Regions from separate parts of the Homo sapiens genome. Here region 1 is linked to region 2. A link is a contact called in ENCODE Hi-C or POLR2A ChIA-PET data. All regions are on one chromosome and are shown on one strand. Each heading gives the region's core, a stretch centred on a gene start or an enhancer-like site at or near the end of the contact. The rest is flanking DNA. Distances are from core to core; before and after follow the strand shown.

The links. Hi-C counts contacts between places; a loop is a spot of excess contacts on that map. ChIA-PET counts read pairs that join two places held with the same protein, here RNA polymerase II (POLR2A). Pooled maps may share reads with other maps.
Region 1: a map of Caco-2 shows a loop between it and region 2 (5-fold over the local background). The contact joins the enhancer-like site here to the promoter of GLYATL1-AS1 in region 2. A Hi-C loop is called at or near these places in 1 of 168 maps with a recorded cell type or tissue (Caco-2), 1 of 37 single-sample maps with no recorded cell type and 2 of 50 pooled maps. POLR2A ChIA-PET finds 5 or more read pairs at or near these places in 2 of 52 experiments (WTC11 and common myeloid progenitor, CD34-positive).

Annotation. Positions count from the first base shown.
Region 1 is chr11:58,996,335-59,002,403 of GRCh38, reverse strand. All of the region lies in intron 3 of GLYATL1-AS1 (GLYATL1 antisense RNA 1), which reads left to right. It also overlaps the pseudogene LOC100287485. Among named protein-coding and RNA genes, the nearest start is that of GLYATL1-AS1, 59 kb to the left of the region's middle. Within about 2 kb of position 3,328, at least 3 of the 41 ENCODE cell types and tissues checked have a DNase peak (open chromatin) inside an H3K27ac peak, as active enhancers do.
Region 2 is chr11:59,054,411-59,060,332 of GRCh38, reverse strand. GLYATL1-AS1 (GLYATL1 antisense RNA 1) reads left to right here and starts at 1,881. Exons shown (of 6, transcript NR_033853.2): 1 at 1,881-1,961. RefSeq lists enhancers at 1,547-1,806, 1,977-2,046.

The DNA of each region.
Region 1 (6,069 bases), core at 2,079-4,578, 59 kb after region 2:
GTGTCTGTCCTTGGGAATTATAAGGGATTCCTGTTGTATGTGTAATTTTTCACTGATTTAAGAATTTTTGAAATGTTTTACTACAGTATCCTGGCCCATTATCTGTTTTAATTTTTCCTGGAACTCCCATGACAGCAAAACAAGATAATAAACGTCTTTTAACATGGGAAGTACTTTTTCCTGTCTGGCAGGTTGCCCATACAAAATGTGAATAAGTATCAACTGTCACATGGACAAATGACAATTTTCCAAACGACAGTACATGTGTGACATCCATTTGCCATAATGCATTAGGACATAGAACTCTGGGATTAACTCCTACCTCCTGAGTGTGCAGGTTTAGGACTTGACATGGGTCCAGTGTTGTACAATATTTTTTGGCTGTTTTTATGGATATCAATTTTACTTTTTAATCCTGTTGCATTTACATGAGTCAAGGCATGAAGTTCTTATGCTTCTATGAATGCAGATGATACTAGCTAGTCAGCTTGTTCATTTGCTTCAGTTAAAGGCCCTGGTAAATTAATATGTGCTCAAATATGAGTAATATAAAATGGGAAATTTCTTTTTTTTACAGTGTTTTTGTAACAAATTAAACAGCTGGTTTAACTGATCATCAATACTATATTTGATTAGGGCTGTCTCACCATCCTTTGTAGCCTGTACTACATATGCAGAATCTGATACAATGTTAATAGGCTGATTAAAACCTTGTAACACTGAAATGACAGCAACCAACTCTGCTCTTTGAGCTGAGTAATATTGAGTTTCAATGACTCGTTCTTTTGGCCTGATGTAAGCTGCTTTTCCATGGCTGGAACCATCAGTAAACACCATCAGAGCATTCTGTAAATGTTTATGTCTGGTAATTTTAGGTAAAATCCAAGTAGCCAATTTTAAAAACTGGAAGATTTTTGTTTTTGGGTAATGATTGTCAATAATTTCCACAAAATTAGCAAGACCAATCTACCATGAAGCAGAATTGATAAAGGCTTTTCTAACCTGTTTCTTGATTAAAGAAAGAATGATTTTTTCTGGGTCACTTCCACACAATTTTAGTATTCGTAATCTCGCCTGACCAATTAATGTAGCTATTTGATCCCAGTACAATGTAAAAGTATTAATTGTACTGTGAGGAAGGAAGGACCACTCCACAAGACCTGCGTTTTGAACGATAACGGCTGTTGGAGAATGCACAGTAGCAAAAATCAAGCTGGAGTTGGGCCAAGGGATGTATTCTATTTACTTGTGCTCACTGAATTTTTTCTTCAACTAATCCAATTTCTTTAGTTGTCTCTGGAGTTAATGTTCTTTTACTATTCAATTCTGGATCCCCTCTCAAGACAGAGAACAAATTTGACATGGCATAAGTAGGGATGCCTAGAGTTGGCCAAATCCAATTAATATCTCCTAGCAATTTTTGAAAGTCATTTAATGTTTTTAATGTGTCTTTTCTTATTTCTATTTTTTGTGGTTTAATTTTCCTATCCTCTACCTGCACTCTGAAATAATGAAAAGGAGTAGAGGTCTCAATCTTATCAGATGCTATTGTCAGCCCTGTGTTTTAAACCTCTGTTTGCAGAAATGTGTAACAGCCAATTAATTTGTCTCTGGTTTTTGCAGCACACAAAATATCATCAACATAATGAATGATATAATAGTCTGAAAATTTGTCTCTAACTGGTTGAAGAGCTTGAGCTACAAAAGTCTGACAAATAGTTGGACTATTAAGCCTTCCCTGAGGCAACACTTTCCACTGAAACCTGGTGGCTGGTTCTTTATTATTTATGGCTGGTATAGTAAAAGCAAATTTTTCAAAATCCTGTTTTGCCAGAGGAGCGGTAAAAAAGCAATCCTTCAGATGAATTATAATTAAAGGCAAATCTTTGGGGATTATGGCCAGAGAGGGCAACCCAGTTGAGAGAGCCCCCCAGGGGTTGAATTACTGCATTGACAGCTCTTAAGTTGGTCAGCATGCCCCATCGGCTGGAATTTTTATGAATTACAAACACTGGAGAATCTAAGGAAAGAACATTGGTGAAACATGTCCTTTTTACAATAGTTTTTAAACTACTTTATGTAGCGCCCCCAACTATTCCTTAGGGAGCAGCCACTGTTTGACCCAGACGGGATGCTGCAGGGTGAGTCTGAATTGCTCCTTCACCATAGTGAACTGCAGGTTGGGCAATAATGGGTGCCACAAATGAGTCACAGTGAGCCTAGTTTCAGGCTCCCTCCTCCAGCACTCACTCGGCTGAGGAGGAGGTGGCCATCCTGGTTTTAGCCCCAAATGGCCCTGATGGTTCTGGACCTTTTTTTTCTAATTTTAATCTTTCAGGATATATTACCACCTGTAATTGATTGTAGCCAATATTTTGTGTTGACCAAGCCATTAAAGATCTGCTACACATTTACAATGTGAACTTTTCACACATTTCACAATTACAATGTGAAATGGCATGAATTTTTAAAAAATGAATGAATATAAGGGAAGCCAGTTCCTAATGATTCGGGTGTTAACATGGATTTTTGTGGATGCTTATTGGTCCCTTTTGCAACATAACTCTCAATGAGTAGCCCAATGAACCACCTTGGAAGCACTGGCCCCATCCTAAGTCCTCCTAGGCTTCTTGTCCTTATTTCCCATGCCTCATATAAGACTTTACATTGGAGAAAAACTTCATCCCCTACTGTTTTGTTCTGTTGCATTATAGGCATACAGCACCATTTTCAACATAAAACATAAAAACCCATTCAAAATGGAGGTGATGGTAGATGCCTGGACAGATTACCAGATCATCATTACTCAGCCTCAGAACCAGGTAGGAGCAATAGTTACTGAATACCAGGGCAGTCACTCTCCAGACATTCTCTGTGTGGCAATGAGGGAACTGAAACTGAGGAGTGGTGAGAAGAATGTTGACACTGTTGACGTATGCAGGTTTTGGAAGGGCTGTTTGGGAGAGAGGGTAGGGCAGTGAGATAAGGCTTGAACTTAGATCCAGTGATCAATAACCCTGGATGTGTAAATAAAATTAGGATTCCAAGCACTCAGTCTATTCCATCAAAATTCTGATCATAGGACTACATCCCAACCTAGACTTCTATGGCTGAAAGTGATTAAGAAGTGTTTTCACCTGCGAGGACTCTCAAGTGGAAGTGTCATCAGCAGAGGGTAGGCAGACATGTAGAGCCAGACCAAGCTGTCTATTCTAGGTACTATCTGGCTCTGGAATGTTAGTTCTTTCCAAAAGTTTATCTATTCACATGTACTCCAAGAGCCAATCACTGAGCCAGCCTCAGAGTCCTTCCTGGGTTAGGATTAGCTCAGGTGTCACCTTGCCAAAAACCCGGAGCCTTGCCAAACCTGTTTCTTATATTTTTTCCATACCTTAGGCACCTTCTCTTTTAAATCCTTAACATACACCATTTTGGTTACACTTCCCATTCGAGACAATGGAGCTATTTACTCACCCTCTCAAGGGCAGCTCACTTTAGTGCCCTAAAAGAAAGACACTATCTTCAGTGTATAAATAGTGAGTTATTCTTGGAGCGACTGCAAGGCCATTTTCTACACCTATCTTAGAAAAACAGAATGTTTCAAACAAGTTAATCTCTAGTATTCTAGGCCTATGCAAGAGTATTTTGTAATTGTAGGGCTATGTATGATATTTGTTGTATCTGGAGATAAAAAATGACTGGGATCATTACACCAACTCTTACCACATCTTCACCAAAGCTCCTGACAACTTAGAGGAGGTCACGCTCCGAGGTTATCAACTGGGAGCAAACTTTCCAGATCCAATCTAACTAGTCTGAGTTAAAAGAAAAGATGCGTGGTTTATTCCTAGCTGATATGGAAGGTATAAAGCAGTACCTGTCTTTCTCCTCTCTCCAGGTTGACAGGAGGGCTTGGATGAAGCAATAAGAAAGGTTGCAACTTCAAAATCAGTGCAGGTAGATTACATGAAAACCATGCTCTTTATACCGGAATTACCAAAGAAACACAAGACTGCAAGTAATGACAATATGGGGTTATTTAAAATGGGTGATGATAAGAAGTGAGATTTTACGTTTTACTTCCCAAATTCCTTGATAGAATTATTGAGTTGCCACAAAGGCTGTACTTGGAAGTGTAGAATTTGAGACTAAATTATGATGGGCTACAAAATTGCATGGGTAAAGAAAGGGCGTCACGTTAGGAACTGTGTGCTGAGCATGAACAGAGCCTTCATTAGACAAGGTCTTTATGCATATTATTTCACTTAGAGCTCACAAGAGTCCTTCGGAGAGGGCAATGGACATCATGGTGGCATCAAAAAATGTTTACTGAAACTATTTATATCTTACAAAATGCTACATGCTTATAGAAAGTATATAAGCATACAAAATGAAAAATAAAATCTGTCCTCTTGGGTTCCCCTGCTAGGTGTAAATAATTTTGACACTGATATGTATGCTTTTAGTACTCCATATGAGTTATGTATTTATTTTTGCAATATGTACACATAATTTACGGCACTTTCTGAAATGAATATCATCATAAATAGATTATTGAACAGTTGTATAAATATTTCTGAAAGATGAATTACCAGAATTAAAACTGTTGAGTCAAAGACTATGCATAATAAATGAATGATATTTCTAAACTGGATGGTAAGATTTTCATAAATTTAATGTGTGATATCATAACTTATGAAACAACCTAAACATCCAGTAATGGGGAAATAGAAAAAATCATTATGGTACATTAAAACATTAGAATACTATGAAGCCATTACAAAGAATGAAGCAGCTCTACATGACAGATTAGAAAATATTTCCAAAATAGTTTGCTATGTAAAAAAACATGAGGTGGATAGAACAATGTATATAGTATGCTACCATTTGTGAAAATAAACAAATGTATGTACATATCTAAAATTGCATAGATTTATGGGAAACTTGTACAAAATATATTGGTATTAGTGGTTGCTTCTAGAGAAAGTAATTGGGTAATAGGAGATCAGAGAAAGAAGAGAGATTTGCTTTCCTCTAGTAATCCATTTATGCTTAATAATTTTGTTACTAATTGAAAAAATAAATAGAATTTAAACACACATTCACAGATATGTTTGATTTAGCCAGAAAAGTTAACAGTCTTCAAATACTGCTTTGCCCCACCAGTGTTCCCATGAGATTGTTAAGGGGAACATATACACAGGGAACAATGATAAATGGGGATTAAATTATATTTAGTAGTATAACTCTGGAAGTCTGGCATGAAGTACCTGCCCTAAGGTGATTCCTCTAAGCCTACGCATGGATATCTTTATATCTTGCCATTCTAGGTTTGGCTATCCACAGGAGAGGGGTGCAGGAAAGCGTACTTGAGATCTTTCAGGAAGCAAGCCCAGGATCAGGTTAGGCATGGAAGTGAGCAAAAACAAAGCATCACCCATAGAAAACTTAGCGTTCTGTTACCCACCCACTGGCAAACATGAAGTGACTCTGAAACTGACAAACTTCTCAAAAGTCTTCCTCCCTGGAGAGGGGCAAAAATTCCTGGAGATCTTCTCTCTTTCACTATTTCCATATTTACAGAGGATATTACTATAATTTTACAAACAAGAAAACTGAGTCTTACATAACTTTTCCAAAAGAAAATAATCAGGATTAGAATCCCAAAGGTTAGTACCAAAAATTTAGTATTCTTTTTCCTATATTGCAGCTTCTTAAACTGCGTTTCTGGGTATGTGATGACAGGCTTTGGGACACATGAAGATGTAAGATCAGCATTGTTCTCATCTTCCTGTAAAATATGTTTGATTGGAATATCTGTTCAACGAATTACTATCTTGTATATTTAGATATTTTGTGGAGTAGAACTCAAAATGCACATGATTTCATACACGCATCTTTCAAGTAAATTCAGCCACGTGGAGGGCTTCTCTGGTCTATATCCTCACTCTTTTAAAGACGTGTTCATTTTCTTCCTTAGGATACTTAACGGGACATTTTGAGATGTCCTATAACATATCATATTATCTGTCTGCTATTAAATACACCATAAAACACGGTGTTCCCCCA
Region 2 (5,922 bases), core at 632-3,131:
TTTATAATAAACGTGACAAGAATGCTTTTGGCCAGTAACTGGTGGTTAGGTCATATTGTGGTTTGCAAACCCATAAAGAGGAAAAGGCCTCTCATGTGGTTGGGAGAGGTGGGAATGGATCATGCACTAAGGTCAGGTCTGGTGAAGTTAGGGAATAAGGCCAGTGTTTACGAAGAGTGATTCCTTCATGAACCCATAAAAGATGCTCTTGAACCCTAATAGTAGGATGATGTCTGTATTTAGAGTTGCAGACAACATGTTCTGGGAATACAGAGGAAGGCACCACTGCCTCTACCCTGAGAGTATATCACAGAGAAAGATTAATATTTGGACTAGATGGCTGAGAGATGAGTAGGAGTTTGATAGAAGAGAACAGGGGAAGTGTCTGGATGTACAATGGCAGAAGTGGCAGGAAAGGCTGAGGAGAACTGGCCTCTGGGGGTGGGTTATAGATATGGGCCTGGGCACCACATTCTGGAGCTTGCAATGGGTTATGTAAAAGCTTAGATGGGACGGTCTTTTCCTCTCCTCCTGTGGGTTCGTAGTGGGCCCACCTCACTCACTGCTGCAAACAAGCTGCCCCCATTTGAGAGAGAGCTGGAGTGGGGTCTCTAAGCCTCCAGCAACCACTTAGGAGCCATCCTTGATGCCCTGGCAGCTAACTCTTCACATGGAGACCCCGTAGTCCATCCTATCTTGGGAAGACAATGCACACAGGGGGAAGGTAACATCCCCCTCCAGATTCCAGAGGCTCCAAGGAGCCTCTCTCTCTCTTCAAGAAAAGAAATAGTCACTGAGCCACGGGTGGAGGTGAACATGGTTTGGGACCAACAGGCGGCTGGATGGTTTCACCTCCACGGTCATACAATGGTACTGGGAGATGAATGGGGGTAGGGCGATCTAGAATCATTTCAACCTCAACTTACAATGGGGTGGTGCTTGGTAGTTGACTCATTGTGGCCCCATTTAATATTTGCAGTCACCAGTTGGGGTAGGTGTGACTGTTGCTCCCATTTCACAGATTAGGACAGGATAGTTTGCTAGAGGTCACAGGACTAGTTGGGGAAAGGAAAGGGTGTCAGGTAGGATTTTAACCTTAGAGCCTCACGCTTTCTTAGGCTCTTTCAGGGAGACCTTGGGCAAATTCCTTTCTCTCTTGGTGGGGGGGTCTCCATTTCTTATTTGTAAATTAAGGAGTTCTTCCAGTTTGTGATTCTCTGTACTTTAACTTGGATAGGTTTTTTAAAATGGGGATTATGGGAACCCCACTATATTTAAGTAGAGTAGGTCTGGGGTGAGGCCCAGTAATCTGCAGCTTTGAACAAACCCCGGCATCAACAAAACTGGTTGAGATACTCAGGAAAGTTTATGGTGCATGAAAATCTTATTGCGAGCATCCAAAACACATAACACTGAGCTCCATCTGCAGAGATCCTGTTTTGATACCCTTGGTTGGACTGTGGCTGGGTAATTTGCATTTGTCAGAAGTGAGGCCAGTCAGCTGGTCAACCAGTCCTCCTGTCACTCTGTGACCCTCCCCCGGTGTCCGCGGTGCTTCTTTACTTGCATCTTGTGGGAATGACATCTGCGCAGGCAGCCCCTTTTAGCACCGCCCCTGGCACAGGAGCTGAGCTCTTAAAAACCAAGCCCAGCCCTGAGTTTGCAGATACTCAGGGAAGGGGAAGGTGCCTTTCCGCATTTGGTGTAGTCCCGCATTCTGCCATATGATGGCGCCAGAGAACGCGCCTACCGGGATAGGGAGGGGCAAGGAGGCGAGGAAGGAAAAAAAAGAGACAAGTGAAGATTGACATCCATTAAGGCCAATGGTAGCTCAATCTTCTGTTCTCTGACTCCCAAGCTTCCCATTCTCTTAGGAGGCTGCATTTGTGGCGCTAAAAAAAGGGATGGGCGTGGGAGATTCCAGGACTTGTGCTCGCTGAAGATACAACTGTTAGTCCAAGGTAACTCCCGCTCGTAGTGGCTCAACCCTCTTTGTCAATTCACCTTCCTCTAAGTTAACTATGGCTGCTCCACCTGTCTTTAGGGAAACCTACTCCCCATCGCGCTGGGTGTTTTGGAGTTTTTAAAAGCGTCGCGGGGTAAAGTCAGTGTTGTGCTTTTCCTTTTCTCAGCAGGTAAGTATTCCTGGAGCTGACAGCGGGGAGTTGCCGGGCGGGAGTAGGGGTGAAGAGAGAATAGGGAGAGAGATAACAGGTGTGAAGCGTCCCTCAATGCCAGGCATCCTGCTTTGGCACCTTCCAGAAATTTGTCTCAATCATCTTTCTATTGAATTCATTTTCTGTTTCACAGATTAGGAAACCTCAACTAAGTGGCCCAAGGAGAGTCCTTGGATAATTTTAACTTGTGTCAGAAACCAAAGCCCAAGGTCTTTTATTTTGCAGAGGCTGCTTTGGCAGGATTTCAATGCATGCAGGTCCTGCGAATCACTGCTCCTCACTCAATGATCCATCCCGCTGTCCACACATTCATTCACCCATTCATTTCTTAGGGGCTTATCTGCAAGGCGTGGGGCTGGATGATACTAAAAATACAAAAGGGACTCTGATGTAAAGTAGAAGAGACTTTTTAAAAAGATTTACACAGAATTCCGGTGCTCAGCATGGTTTCGATTTTTTTCCCCAACATACTATTGATACCTATTATGTTCCACATAATATGATGGATTCTGAAGATACAGAGATGGGTGAGACCTATCCTTGCCTTTCAGAAGCTCGTTGTCATAGGCAAGAGTAATCTCTGAGGTTTAATTTTAGATATCTATTTTTTAACAAATTGAGCATCAACTCTATATATTCTACTGTAATTAATGTACTAAATAATTAAATATTACACACACTTAATTTCTTATTTTTTAGATGAAGATGAATCTAAGTGGTGGTTCAAGTATGTCCTTTGTCCATCCTAGTGGACCATTTTGGGTGCTTCAGACTGCAACTCTACCCTCCTGTTATGTGCTTGGCTCTATTCCTTCTTTCTGCAGCTCTCTGTCAAATGACAGGCTTTGAGGGAAACCAGTCCTGACCCCTTCCTGTTTTCTCTCCTTTTTACCTGCTCCTATCTGAGGCCTCTTTTCCTATTTATTTGTTGTTCTTTCTCCCTCCATCATCTTCTGTCGTCAAATCATGTGTTGTTTTCATATACTACATCTGAGTTTATAGGGAATATGTTCACAGTTGTTTTAATTTTTGGTTTAGCTTCTGCCTCCCTGCTCCAGAATGTAAGCTTCAAGAAGGGCGGCGAGGAGTTCTTGACACCTGTCACTGCCTGAGAAACGGTTGGGGATGGAGGGAGACAGTTTTGCCCAGTGCATCCTGAAATCCCCTGAGGTGGGGGTGGGAGTGGAGGGAAGATCAGGGAATGTCCATTCATTTTATGAAGTTGAAGTTGGGTTAAATCCTATTATATCCTGTGATGTTGTTTGTTAATCTCAACCTGAAGACCTCATCGCTAGTCATCCACTTTTTGCTAGCTTTGTGACCTTGAATGAAAGTTCAAGGCTACCTTGTTTCTTTGTACCTCAGTTTCCTTATGTATAAAGTGGAAAATTATATTTGGTCATCCTAAAATGTGATGTCATAGGGAATCAGTCACTTGAGGGTAAAAGACAAACATTTGTCAATGTATAAGGCTGCAGAAATTATATTCTTGTGAGGGTCAAAGAAAGATATTTGTGGATTTGAGAGTCTTCAGATATTATATCGGTAGCATATGTACATGCAGGAAATACTGAAGAAGCAATTTAATCAAATAGGAAAAGAGATTTCAGATAGGAGCAGAAAATAAGGAGAGGAAACAGTGGTGAGTAAAAAAAAATTGACAAATTTTATGTAGAGAGTTAACTCTAAATGGACAATGATAGGCTCTCTGGGAATGTGTAAGAAAAGTTTTAAAGAAGGATTCTTTAAATTGATGAGACACACTGCAAGGGAAATTCTGTGACACCTGGAACTAAAACACGTGGAACTAAAACATCGGGCTCAGGGGGTTGAACGGTAGAGGAATAAAAGCATTTTGTATCACTTAGCACACTCATCTGGATCTGAGGAGGGAGCAAAACAGGGAAATAAATCTATTGGAAGATGTCAACTTATTGAGGTAAAGGAGGAAACGGTGAATAGCTGTTACTTTATTTTATATAATAGTAAACAAATTTGTGTTCAATTATGAGCACTAGAAACAAATACCAGTGATTGAATAAAAAGTTAATAAGGGAATATGATGTATAAGTGAGTTAATAAGAGAACTTGATGGATAAGTGAATTAATAAGAGTCCACAGTGGAGGCAATTTCCCCTTTTGAAAAACATTATCTTTTGAATATACGCAGGATATACTTTTCAAAAGAAAAAAAGGTGTATATTGGGGAAACAATTTTCACTCATTCTCGAGACACTCAATACTTTTCCCTAGATAATCTATGGCTATACAAGCATAATAATGCCTTTTCAATATATTTTCCCAGCAACTAAGAAGTTCAGTGTTTATAATTGTAATAAGAAGCGTGCTGATCTGGCCTGAAATATAGTTTTACTTTAGATATATGTCTCATAAATAGAATTTAAGAAGTCAGGGAATATGCTTAGAAAGGGATTACCAAGGCCCTATAACACATGAGTTTGGGGGCACAGGGTGATTAAGATTTAGAATAAAGTTAGGTGAAATCTAGGGCCAAAGGATAGCAGGAGGGTGTGTGTGTGTGTATGTGTGTGTGTATGTTGGGTGGGGCAGGTGGGAACCTTTGGAGAATGCCTGTAGGCTGCTAGTGAGGTGCTATGATCTCTAGACCTTGGTAGGTCCTTGCAAAGAGACAGGGTTCTGAAAGGCTGGCACCATTATAGGTTTTTAAAATATTTTTGTTATCCATAGGGGTGACCCTGGAGATCATTACCAAAATTTAAAAATTTCACCACTGGGCACACATGTTACCCTTCTCGTGATGGCATGGCAAAGCTTGATTTGCAAGAGTTTCTTTTGGATTGTCCCCAATGATTCCCTTTAAAAATAGGAGCTCCTTCAAGGTAAGAAAGGAAGGAGAAAATATCCCTTCTAACCTATTTTCTCTTTTGCATTCCAAGGACTCTGGAAAGGCACAGCAGGTTTGTTTTTGAAATCTGTAGAATTTTAGTGCTCTCCATTCTCCCAAGTAGATGACTTTAGTGAAGGTAAAAGGAAAGACTGTTTGCTGTGTCAAGGGAAGATTCATATGCAAATCCCAAGACTCAGATGTTATTTCAGAAGCTTTGGTGTCCATAGTAAAGTAGAACTAGCCCGGGTTCATCTGCCTACAAGGGCAATTGTATGAGGCAAATATGAGGAAACTGGCAGAACAGGAGGGGTGGAATCTTCCTGGGAGAAACAGTAAAGAGAGTTCTAGGTGGAGAGGGGATCAATGTGTTGAGCAAACACATGGCTGTCTTCTTAGTTCCTATATGAAATCATGGAAAAGACTTTTGAACAAAGAATAAATATGTCATAGCAGGAAAACAAAAAGCAGTCTTTTGGCCAGAAATAGAAACTGTTAAAAAGAAAAGCAAACCAACAACAATAAAAAACACCTTTAAGTTTGAAAATGACAGAAGTTAAGAAGTGGAAAGTTGCCTGGGATATGCTTTTATTGCGGCCTCTCTAATAAACCCGTCCCCACTCCATCTTCATGTCCTTGCTTATCCTAAGCAGCATGGTGGCAGCTGTGGCATTCTTCAGACTAAAGTGGTCATTTTTGGCACTTGGGCTTGAGATGGCAGTGAAGCGGCATCGTTTGTCTGGGGAAATGCCAGAGGTTTGCTGTCTCACAGTATGGAAATTGAGATGTGGACACCAAAGGAGTGGGTTCAAGAGCAAAAGTTTAATAGGCAAAAGAATGAAGAGAGAGTTTCCTCATGCATTGGAAAGGTGCCTGAGC